Regions from separate parts of the Mus musculus genome. Here region 2 is linked to region 1. The links are chromatin loops, found by intact Hi-C in ENCODE. Cell type or tissue: gastrocnemius. All regions are shown on one strand. Links, peaks and the distances in the headings refer to the core of each region. The heading gives the core; the rest is flanking DNA.

The links. Hi-C counts contacts between places; a loop is a spot of excess contacts. Peaks named below come from ENCODE experiments on the same cell type or tissue, not always from the same donor. Only the 100,000 strongest peaks of a DNase experiment are listed, where the experiment ranks them.
Region 2: it touches region 1 in a loop (2.9-fold over the local background); 12 of 42 quality-filtered maps call a loop at or near these places.

What each region holds. Positions count from the first base shown.
Region 1 is chr4:21,724,016-21,729,394 of GRCm38, reverse strand. Ccnc (cyclin C) reads right to left here and starts at 1,694. Exons shown (of 12, transcript NM_016746.4): 1 at 1,480-1,694. The coding sequence starts at 1,511. In gastrocnemius, for the core only: a CTCF peak has its summit at 2,355; DNase peaks (open chromatin) are centred at 1,712 and 2,337; H3K4me3 peaks cover 1,958 bases; H3K27ac peaks cover 1,604 bases.
Region 2 is chr4:21,773,362-21,778,740 of GRCm38, reverse strand. Usp45 (ubiquitin specific petidase 45) reads right to left here and starts at 2,471. Exons shown (of 18, transcript NM_152825.2): 1 at 2,424-2,471. In gastrocnemius, for the core only: no CTCF peak of the experiment used is centred there; a DNase peak (open chromatin) is centred at 2,498; H3K4me3 peaks cover 1,625 bases; H3K27ac peaks cover 1,102 bases.

The DNA.
Region 1 (5,379 bases), core at 92-5,091:
ATAGTGTCATGTGTACCAAACACCAGCACACAGGTTTTCAGACCCTCTAGACTAAGAACCATCCTGGAAGATAGACTCTTGCTATATCCAAAGACTTACTACTGCCTGTCTTAGTATTATGTCACTGAGACAGGCAATCAAGGCATTATCTGAGCACCAGGATTAAGTACAGGCCCAAGCTTTATCCCACCTTTTTGGGTCATCCCCTTTTGTATTTCATTTTTTTAATGGAAACATCTCAGTGAGTGAGAACAATGTAAAATAATGTCCCCCAGTGATGCTTCATTGGCCTTTCATCTTCCCAGAAACACTTGGTAGCAAGGGAGGACCTGCTTTCAGAAACAGGTTTCCAAATTCAGTTTTCTTTCTTTCTTTTTTTTTCCCCCTTCTTCTTCTTTATTCTCAGGCAAAGAGGGAAACAAGCAAACCAATTCACAGAATTAAAATTTTGTTATTCTCTTCCCACTAAAATTTAATTAAACTAAATGTCTCTATCTAGTCCTGTTCATTTTTTATGTATTTAGTGGAAAGCCTGCTCAACGCTTAGCCCAAGCATACAACTTCCTGCATGTTTAACCAAATGTATTTAGAGACAAATATCTTTAAGATTACTTTAGCCCTTCCATGGTCACTGAAAGACATTAAAATTTAGTGATTTAAGTGGTTAAAGGAAGAGGACAAAATCTGGGAAATACACGACTTTAAGGCAAAATATAAGACACTGGCTAATGAATGAAAATGGATATATTTTGAGAGCCCCTGTGCTCGCAAATTCTAGAAGCATTAAAGTCAATTTAGGAGCCTGCAATTGGTGGCTCATGCCTTTAATTCCAACACTTAGAAGCAGAAGCAGAGGCAGGCAGATTTCATTAAGTTCGATGCCAGCCTGTGAGTTTTAGGGCAGCCATCCCTCAACGTGAGAAACACTGCTTCGGGGATGGGGGTAGTGGTGTCAATCTAGGCATAAGGCTGGGCCAGGAAGCAGCAGGTAGAAACAAGCACGACTCACTCCTCTCCTCTGAGTAAATATTAAATCTACAGTAAGGCGAATGACAAGAGATTATAATATCACTGCTATGAAAAAACAAACAAACAAACAAGCTAGCTAGCAATAGCCAACCATGTCCATCCAAAGCAGGGAACCTCACAGAGCTACAATGGGTCACTCTTTCCCTTGCCGGTGCCCACATCATCCCACCAATCAAACCCCAAATTTGAAATGAAACCGCCTCCGACTCCCTTCCCGGAGATCAAACCCCTTACCTCTTACCCATCCTTCGAGCTCACCTCCCCTCTGCTCCCGAAATCTCTCTGTGAGAAGAGGGGAGGCTCGCAAACGACAGCATCACGTTTCGGACCCCCGGCTTCCCAGGGAGGGCTCACCCGCAGCGGCCAGGATGGAAACCCCGAGGGATGGGCAGGCCCAGCCCTCCTGTGCCCCAGCCCCGGCCCCAGGCGAGAAAATGGAAGCTCACTTACTAGTGGGAGCTCTGCCAGAAGTTCCCTGCCATGGAATAATACTGCTTGCCCTGATACAAATGCACCAGCCAGCAAAGCGGCCCGCGGAGCGACCATAGACACAGTCCGGACGACTGTGCTCCTACCAGACTGGCTGGGCTGAACTCCACAGCCACCGCAGCCGGAGGAAGAGAACAGCACCCTCGTCGCCTTGACGCCGGTCGACAACACTGAGCGGCGTACACCGGTTCCGGCAGACAAAAGTTCCGGCCCGCCCTAGTTGCGGAGGAAGCTAGCAACCGCCCGACCGCCAATGGGCTTGTTGAGGCGGGAGCTAAGGAAACACGGGCGGAGGCTCCCGGTGGCGAGAGGCTCTCCCCGAGGTTTCCTGCCAATTCTCCTCCAGAGCGTCCACACACTGGGTTTCTGGTCTAGTGCGGTTTTCTTTTGGGTCCATTTAGGGATCTTGTTAATCCACGGTGTAGGCCTTCAGAAATAGCACACTGGCGTTGAAGAAAGCATGGCAGTATATGACTGCTTTTTCCCTAGGGCTGAAAGGAGAAATAAATGAAAGTAATTTTGGCCTTAAGATGTAAGTGCTCTTAGTAAAGTTCCTGTCGGTATTAAGCCTAACGAGTTAAGTGTAGACTTAACTTAGAGTAGCAATCTTTTTATGTCAGAGCCGGCTACTTGTTTACCTAAAAACATGAGCATATAAATGTACATCTAGCTAACACTTACGTTCCAAATGGGTATGCCGCAGAAATGCAATTAAATAATATTTAAATGTTGCTGTTATCATTGCAACTTTGCGTTCGCGTTTCGTACTGTACTTCGGCGGCAGAGTCAAGAACATGAGGAGTTTCAGGCCAGTCCTTGCTTCATGCTGAGACGCCATCTAGGGGAAAAGAGGAAAAGGGATGTAGATAATCAAGGATGTAAAATGCTTGCTGGTGCCCCAGAAGCTCTGGGTGATACTCAGCACTATATACACCTGCAAGCTAAGGGTATTCAATACCCTCAGATACGTTGTTTTGGGCCAGCCTAGGACAGGTGAGGATCTATCTAAATCTTTTAAGTTTTAATTTAAATTAAAAAATGTCTCTAAATGATTGGGCACACCTGAAAATTAGTCAAGAATTCCGAGGAAGATAGCACCAATGTTTTTCCTTTGTGAGTGGAGTCTAATTGAGATGTGGAATGGAGTGAAAACAATTTCTATAAGTGAAACTAGTATGCCAACTATAGAAAAGATGTTTTTAAATTCCACCCACTTAGGCACGTACACAATTAACCTGTGAAATACATTTATTCTTGAATTTGGATGAGCTAGACTAGGCTTCATTGTTATAACATTGTTATACCCCCAACTTAGCTTGAAAATTCGTCTCATTCTCATGGTATTTCCTAAAGCTGGCTAGTTCTTCCTGGCTGCCCTCTAGATCTTCAGAGAACTAGAGGGTTTCTATCTCCCAACTATTCATTTCAATGTTCCTTGCTTCCAAGATCAACATCTTTCTGGGCAGAACATGACTCAAGCGAGCTCTTTAATAACTAGTATTAAGAGTCTTGAAATAGAAACAACCCAATCAATTTTCATGACCCACTGACCAGAATATACCCAAATGACTCCAACTTAATAGCCAAGGTACCTAAAAAATGTTGAGAGGCATGTAATACATTTGTGAACATTACTGTTTGTTTCACTGCAGATCAGTTTGTTTGTTTGTTTGTTTTGTTTTTTCAAGACAGGGTTTCTCTGCATAGCCCTGGTTGTCCTGGAACTCACTTTGTAGACCAGGCTGGCCTGGAACTCAGAAATCCGCCTGCCTTTGCCTCCCGAGTGCTGGGATTAAAGGCGTGTGCCACCACGCCCGGCAGATCATATTTTTCTTTTTCTTTTTTTTAAAGATTTATTTATTTTATTTATATGAGTACACTGTAGCTGTCTTCAGACACACCAGAAGAGGGCATCAGGTTCCATTACAGATGGTTGTGAACAACCATGTGGTTGCTGGGAATTGAACTCAGGATCTCTGGAAGAGCAGTCAGTGCTCTTAACCGCTGAGCCATCTCTCCAGCCCCTCAGATCATATTTTTCAAAATGTGTTTTAAAGACACAACCATCACCCAAGTTGTGCATCATAGAGATTTAGATTTGCTTTAATTCTCTCTGCTCTTTTCCTTTTGTTTTATCAGCCTTGCATAAAGATTCTGTAACAAACTGCTTGCGATGTTTTATGTGCTTCTATGACACTTTTTTCTTTCTTTCTTTCTTTCTTTTTTTTTTACTGTTTTAGACAAGATCTCACTATGTACCTTTGGCTGTCCTTAAACTCACAAAGATCTGCCTGCCTCTTTCTCCTGAGTGCTGGAACTAAAAGTGTGAGCCACTACACCTAGCTCCTATAACACTTTAAAAACGGGAAGGCGTTAGCACACATCTTTAATCCCAGAACGCAGGAGGCAGAGGCAGAGGCAGAGGCAGAGGCAGAGGCAGAGGCAGAGGCAGAGGCAGAGGCAGAGGCAGAGGAGGCAGAGGAGGCAGAGGAGGCAGAGGAGGCAGAGGAGGCAGAGGAGGCAGAGGCAGAGGAGGCAGAGGCAGAGGCAGAGGCAGAGGAGACAGAGGCAGAGGCAGAGGAGGCAGAGGCAAAGGCAGAGGAGGCAGAGGCAGAGGCAGAGGCAGAGGCAGGCTGATCTCTTGAGTTTGAGGCCAGCCTGGTCTACAGAATGAGTTCAAGAATGGCCAAAGCTGGGCTGGTGAGATGGCTCAGTGGGTAAGAGCACCCGACTGTTCTTCCAAAGGTCCAGAGTTCAAATCCCAGCAACCACATGGTGGCTCACAACCATCTGTAGCGAAATCTGACGCCCTCTTCTGGTGTGTCTGAAGACAGCTACAGTGTACTTACATGTAATAAATAAATAAATCTTTAAAAAAAAAAAAAAAAAAAAAGAATGGCCAAAGCTACACAGAGAAACTCTGTCTTGGGGGAGAGGGTTGCAGTATCCTGGGCTGGCCTGGAACTCACTGTGAACTCAAGTGTTCTGATTTGCTTCTCTGTTATTGTGATAAAATGCTGACAAAGGCAACTTGGGTATATAAAGGGTTGGCTTCACCTTCTGCTCCAGCATCGAGGAAGGCCATGGCGGGAATCTGCTTCAAAACTGAAGCAGAGACCATGGAGAAAATCTTAATTCACCGTGGCTTACTACTTTGTTATGTTTCATGAGCCCACCTGCTCAGGGATGGCACTGCCCACAGTGGACTGGCTCCTCCCATATCAATTAGCAATCAAGAAAATGCCTCACAGACAAGCCCACAGGCCAGTCTAATGAAGGTAATTACTCAATTGAGAGTCCTCTTTGAAGGGACATCTAGGTTTGTGTCAAGTTGACAAGTATGATACCATTAATGTTCTACTTTACCTTTCTGATCCTCCTGCCTGCACCTACTAAGTGCTAAGGTTGCAGGCCTCTTCTATGTACTCTATTAATTTATATATTATACATGTCTATTGTTATCTTAGCACCTAGCATCTACTTTATGTCTGTGCCTATACACTTTCCCACATCTTTGTAACACCTAATAGGCATAGCAATACTGATATTTGTGGGGTTTGGGGATATTTTTAAACTGTGTATGTGTCAAGAAGAGGTTGTTAGATTCCCTGGAGCTGGAGTTAGAGGTGGTTGTGAGCTTCTCAAGCTGGTAATGAGATGGCCTCAGGCCTTCTGGAAGACCAGCAAGTGCTCTTAACCACTGAGCCATGTCTTCAGCCCATACACTGATATTTGTATCTAACTCTCACATAATTGGGGGAAGGTGTGTGCTTTAATATCATAACATGGATACAAAATCATGTTGGAATGTGAATGCAAAAACAAACTGCAACACATTATTAGAGCCATTATATAATACCA
Region 2 (5,379 bases), core at 201-5,200, 49 kb before region 1:
AATTTTATCCCTAAATATGTAAGCATAGTGCTTTTAAAAAAGAATAATTCTCCTGCATAACATCACTACCACATCTAAGAAAAGTACGCCCTTATACCTTATAATCCTAACATATTCTAATTTCCTTATCTGATTTGTGTTTTCTAAAAGGATTATTTTTGAGAGGGGGATGGAGATTCAGTCATTGTTTTTAACTTCATCTGTTACAGCTCTTCATTCTTTTCTTTTTTTAATACTGTTTTCACATATTATTTTTTTAAGTGTGTATATGGGGTGTGTGTGCAAGTGTCCTTGCTAGCACACCTCAACAATGCTTCAATTCCTAGAGCAGAACGGAGAAAGATTAATACAGAGCTATTTTGTAAAGCTTTGCCTGGAAGCTCATATTAGCTGACTAAAGAAAATCACGTGGTCACATTTAGCTTTAGTAAGTAAACACTCTATCAGCCATTTAGCAGAAGCCAATTCTAGATGAACCCAAGTCACCATTTTCTCATGTATTCAGAAAGTCTTGTAAGACCGGGCTTACCCTCATCCCCCACACCTCTCCCTGGACAACTTCTGTGCACAATACTCAGACACTCCAAACCCTTTTCAGTCTCACCTGCACCTCCCCTACCGCCCCACCAATCCCGGCTTTCCACCTCTAAATTTACAAACCTGCATCCACTAACTTTAATTTGAGCCCTGGCCAGAGTAAGGCATTCTCAGACAGAAACAGCTCACGAGAAATGATATATTTTCCCCTATAACAGATAAACCCTTGATGAAGATTTATGTACAGATAATGATGACCTCTGGAAGAATACTCAGAGGCAGATTTTTGATTTTGACTTTGTAAACAACCTGCTACCTTTTTCGAAACCGTTGTCTCAAACGTCTCCCGGTAATGGAGGGGCAATTTCCAATCATTTTTCTAGCAGATGTAACGTTATCTGAACATCCACAAGCCATAATGTGGCAATACCATGTAACCTTCTCCTACAAATGCCACTTAAGGCAGAACAAGCAAGCAAACAACATTAAAATCCAACTACTGGACTTTCAAAGGCTTTCCATTATCAAAATTGTGTCTGGAAACCTCCAAGTCTCTCCTGGCACTGAGGAGTCAAGAGGACTGACTCACAGGATTCAGCACATGGTTGTATATTTCATGGTACATTCTATGAACACTCAACCCGACTAGACTGGAAAAGGGTACTTTGCCCATAACTTCCATAAAGTCTCTCTCTTCAGGTGGGTAAGACAAGGACTAAGCAGCAACATGAATCTGGGTTCAGGGGAACCCATTAGAGACTTGGAGCACAGAAACTGTATGGTAACTGGTCATTTTGGCATGAAACATAATGCTGAGTATAGAACAATTACTACTACATCAGAACATGCCCAAACTCCAAGTTTTAAGATGCCAAACAAGGGCCAATGTTGCAGGCAGAGCCATCAAAGGACAGAAGTTTCAGGCCTGACTTCACCACAAACATGTTCTGGCTTTTTCTTTCTTTCTTTTTTTTTTTTTTTTTTGAGGTTTTGCAAACATCAAACGTTACAGCTTTCTTTTAAAACATAAATCTATTGATGTATTTTATATGTATGGCTGTGCACGTGTTTAGTGTTTCGATTTGCATTAGTGAGGTCAGAGTAGCTTCTCTCTTTCACCTCGTGGGTCCAGGAGATTGAACCATCAGGTTTGGCGACCTGCTGAGACGTCAACTTCAGCTTTTAATTTAAATATTATCTAGCACTTGCGTTACCTCTAACAAAGGATGTACGGCTAACGCAATTAATATCACACTTTTCAACTGGCTACAAGCTTCCCTTGTCAAATTGGTTTTTGTTTTGATTTTTTTTTAAGTTTTGGGCTGCTATTCTCCAGCGTGAGAAGAGGAAATGCAAACATCTTCCTTTTAGATACCCGGGCTCAAAACACTCAATTCTATGAACCTCTTACAAGCACTTTGAGATACGTCACTATCATCATCCTTAATTTACACTTGGAACTGGATAGAGGTAAAGTGACTTGCAGAAGTCCGGGAGCCGGACGTGGGCTCAGGTATAGGATCGACCCCTAACCTAATATTTGGCGTCGCCAAAAAGCTGTGTCTAGGCTCTTCGTCAGGCCATGAATGCACCCCAAGTTAGCAGAGCGGGATGTGCTGCGAGGGGAGACCCCGAGGGGACAAGCGGACGCTGCATGCCCGGGTCACCAAAAAGACGAGACTCGGCCTGGCTCCCTCCCCGACCCCGGCTCTTCCCCCCTGCCGCCAGCACTCGGCCCGGGAGGCCGCCTGGTGCCTTTGTGAATCTGGACGCGAGGGTAGGCTAGGAAACCTCTCTTTCTAGGCTGGTTGACGTACAGGAAGGTCTCGTCGCCCAAGCGAAGACACAGTGGTTACAGTGACCCCAAAGCCTGGGCCCCAACTCACCCCGCCCGCCGGGCCGCAGCTTCCACACGCAGGAGCTTCTGCGCCTGTGCAGAGGGGAACCCGGAGAAGGCGGGGCTTGGCGTCCTGGGCGGGGGCGAGGGCGGGGTCTGGTGTTCTGGGTGGGCCGAAGGCGGGACTTTGAGTCCAGACCCAGATCTGGGTTTTCCTTTGGCGGCTTGGAGGTTGGAGCATGGTGGAGGAGTGTAGATGGGATGAGGGGATGGCGCCCTGCAGCCAACTGATTACAGTGCCAGCCACGGGGCCTGGATGCAGGCGCTGGCTTTAGTGAGCTGCGTCCCACTTGCTGGGTGCCTTTTAAGACAGCTTCCCTTGTTCCATCACCCAACTCGGAACCTAAAGTCGCATCTGAGATTCACTCTATATGATTTTAACGTTTTATTTCACGTGGTTCTCACTTCTGAACTAGATTGTACATCACACCTGTAATTCTGCTCAATCCGATCATCTGTTACAACAATGTACACCTTGCTTTTGAGTAAAAACAGTTGGTTTGAAATTTTGTTGTGGGGCTGGAGAGATGACTCAGTGGTTAAGAACACTGACTACTCATCCTGAGATCCTCAGTTCAATTCCCAGCAACCACATGGTGTCTCAGAACCATCTGTAATGGGATCCGATACCCTCTTCCTGTTACAAAAAATAAAAAAATTTAAAAAACAAAAAATAATTTCTTGCAAGCACTAGTTGATGAGCCACAGTCTTTCACAAGGGACAAGTTGTGACCTAATGGATCGTGTGCTGGGGTTGGAGTTTAAAAGAGTTCAGTTAAGAACCAAAAGCTGACTGGGTTTGTTGTTGTGGTTTGTTGTTTCCACTTTTTTTTTTTTTTTTAACTTAAAAATCTAATTCATTTCCATGGGGAAACTTGGCAAAGGAGAGAACTCTTCCTTTATGTTGTTTATAGGAACCATTCATTAGACAAATGCAGTGGAATACAAGCATGCTGGTCAAGATACTAGGTATGGGGTACATAATTGTCTTTTAGAAGGTCATTTTCTTCCAGGGAAAAAAAGAAATGCTGCATCTGTAAGAACAGTTTGGGTTATGATATAATTCCAAAGTCTATATACAAATTTCAAATTTGTCTGTATAAATATCAAGTTTCATATGTTAGTATTGAATTTGAAATAGACTATGTAAAAGATGCAAAAATTTGCATCCTAAATTGTGTCAGGTTTTTGTTTTTTGTTTTTTTCTGGTTTTTCTTTCTTTTTTTTTTTATTAGATCTTTTCTTTATATATATTTCAAATTTCAAATGCTATCCGGAAAGTTCCCTATACCCCCCACCCCGCCCTGCTCCTCTACCCACCCACTCCCACTTCTTGGCCCTGGCATACCATTGTACTGGGGCATATAAAGTTTGCAATACCAAGGGGCCTCTATTCCCAGTGATGGCCGACTAGGTCATCTTCTGCTACATATGCAGCTAGAGACATGAGCTCTGGGGGTACTGTTTAGTTGATATTGTTGTTCCACCTATAGGGTTGCAGACCCCTTCAGCTCCTTTGGTGCTTTCTCTAGCTTCTCCACTGGGGCCCCTGTGTTCCTTCTTATAGATGACTGTGGGTTTCTCTGTATAGCCCTGGCTGTCTTGGAACTCACTCTGTAGACCAGGCTGGCCTCAAACGCAGAAATCCACCTGCCTCTGCCTCCTAAGTGCAGGGATTAAAGGCATGCACCACCATTGCCCAGCCTAAATTGTGTCAGAAATAGGTCTTTTTAAAAAGTATATATTAAAACTCATGGAAAAAATAACAGAAGAAAAGAAATTTTTTTTTAATTTTTAAAAATAGAAAACAAAAGACTCAACTTACAGTTAAAGGAAAAAGGGCAGAATTTTAAAATTAAAATTTAGATTCTCTTAATAAAAAGAAATTCAAGAATTCATCAATTAATCCCTCAATATTTAAGTTTGTCTTAGAATTGAGTCCTGTGGCTACCATGATATCTAACAGATATGCCCTTAGACTGATCAAAATCTTTAGAGACTGAAACCCCCATTCAAACTTGGAGGTTTGCAGAAAAATGAATGGAACTAGAGATCATGTTAAGTATCAAACAAAAAAAAAAGACAAATAAAATGTTATTCTCATTTCATTTCTATTACTGCGGTAAAATGCCACAGCAACAAGCAATCTCTGAGGAAGCAAGTCCGTCATATTGGGAAGTCAAAGAAGCAGGAACTCAAGACTATAATTATCATACTATAAGAAATAGCAAATATAAATCCTTTGTTTCAAATACTATAAAACTTGTGTTTAAGATACACAATTCACATCTTTTTACCCTATGCCCTTGAAAAACTATATTCAAATCTTTTTAAAAACTGTTTTCAGATGTGGTGTGGCTCAGCCCTTAGCACACATCTTTAATCCCTCTGAGTAGAATACAGACATCCCCTTAGTAAAATTGGTTTGTAGACGGAAGCACCCATGTTTGAAAGTGATGGCTAGAAAAGAGGCAAACAAAGAGCTGACTCAGAGAAAGATTCTACAGAATAGAATATGCCCAACTCTTATGGAAATAGAGAGAAAAAGAGAGGCTACTTAAGAGAGACCCGTGAAGATAGAGAAAAGGGAAGGAGGCATTTTTATGTTTTACTGAGAGAGTTTCACTGAGACAGGTTTCAGAGAGAGAACAAACTAGACATGGGTGAAGACAGAAAGAGCCAGAGAACGAGGAGGAGTCAGAAAGTTAGAACATATTGCCAAAGTCAGAATGAAGCAAAGCTGAGCAAAAAGTCAGAGCTGAGGAGAGAAAAGTCAAACTGATTCAATTAGCTTGGAGAGAAGTTTGAGCCAGAACAGCACAACCAGCCAGCCAGAGTTCAGAAAGAACTAGAAAGGGGCGAGCTTACTTAGCAGTCAGTCTCAGAGGCTGAAAACGTTCTAGGCCTAGGTAAGGTTTGTAAGGAAGTGTACTGGCTAGTTTTGT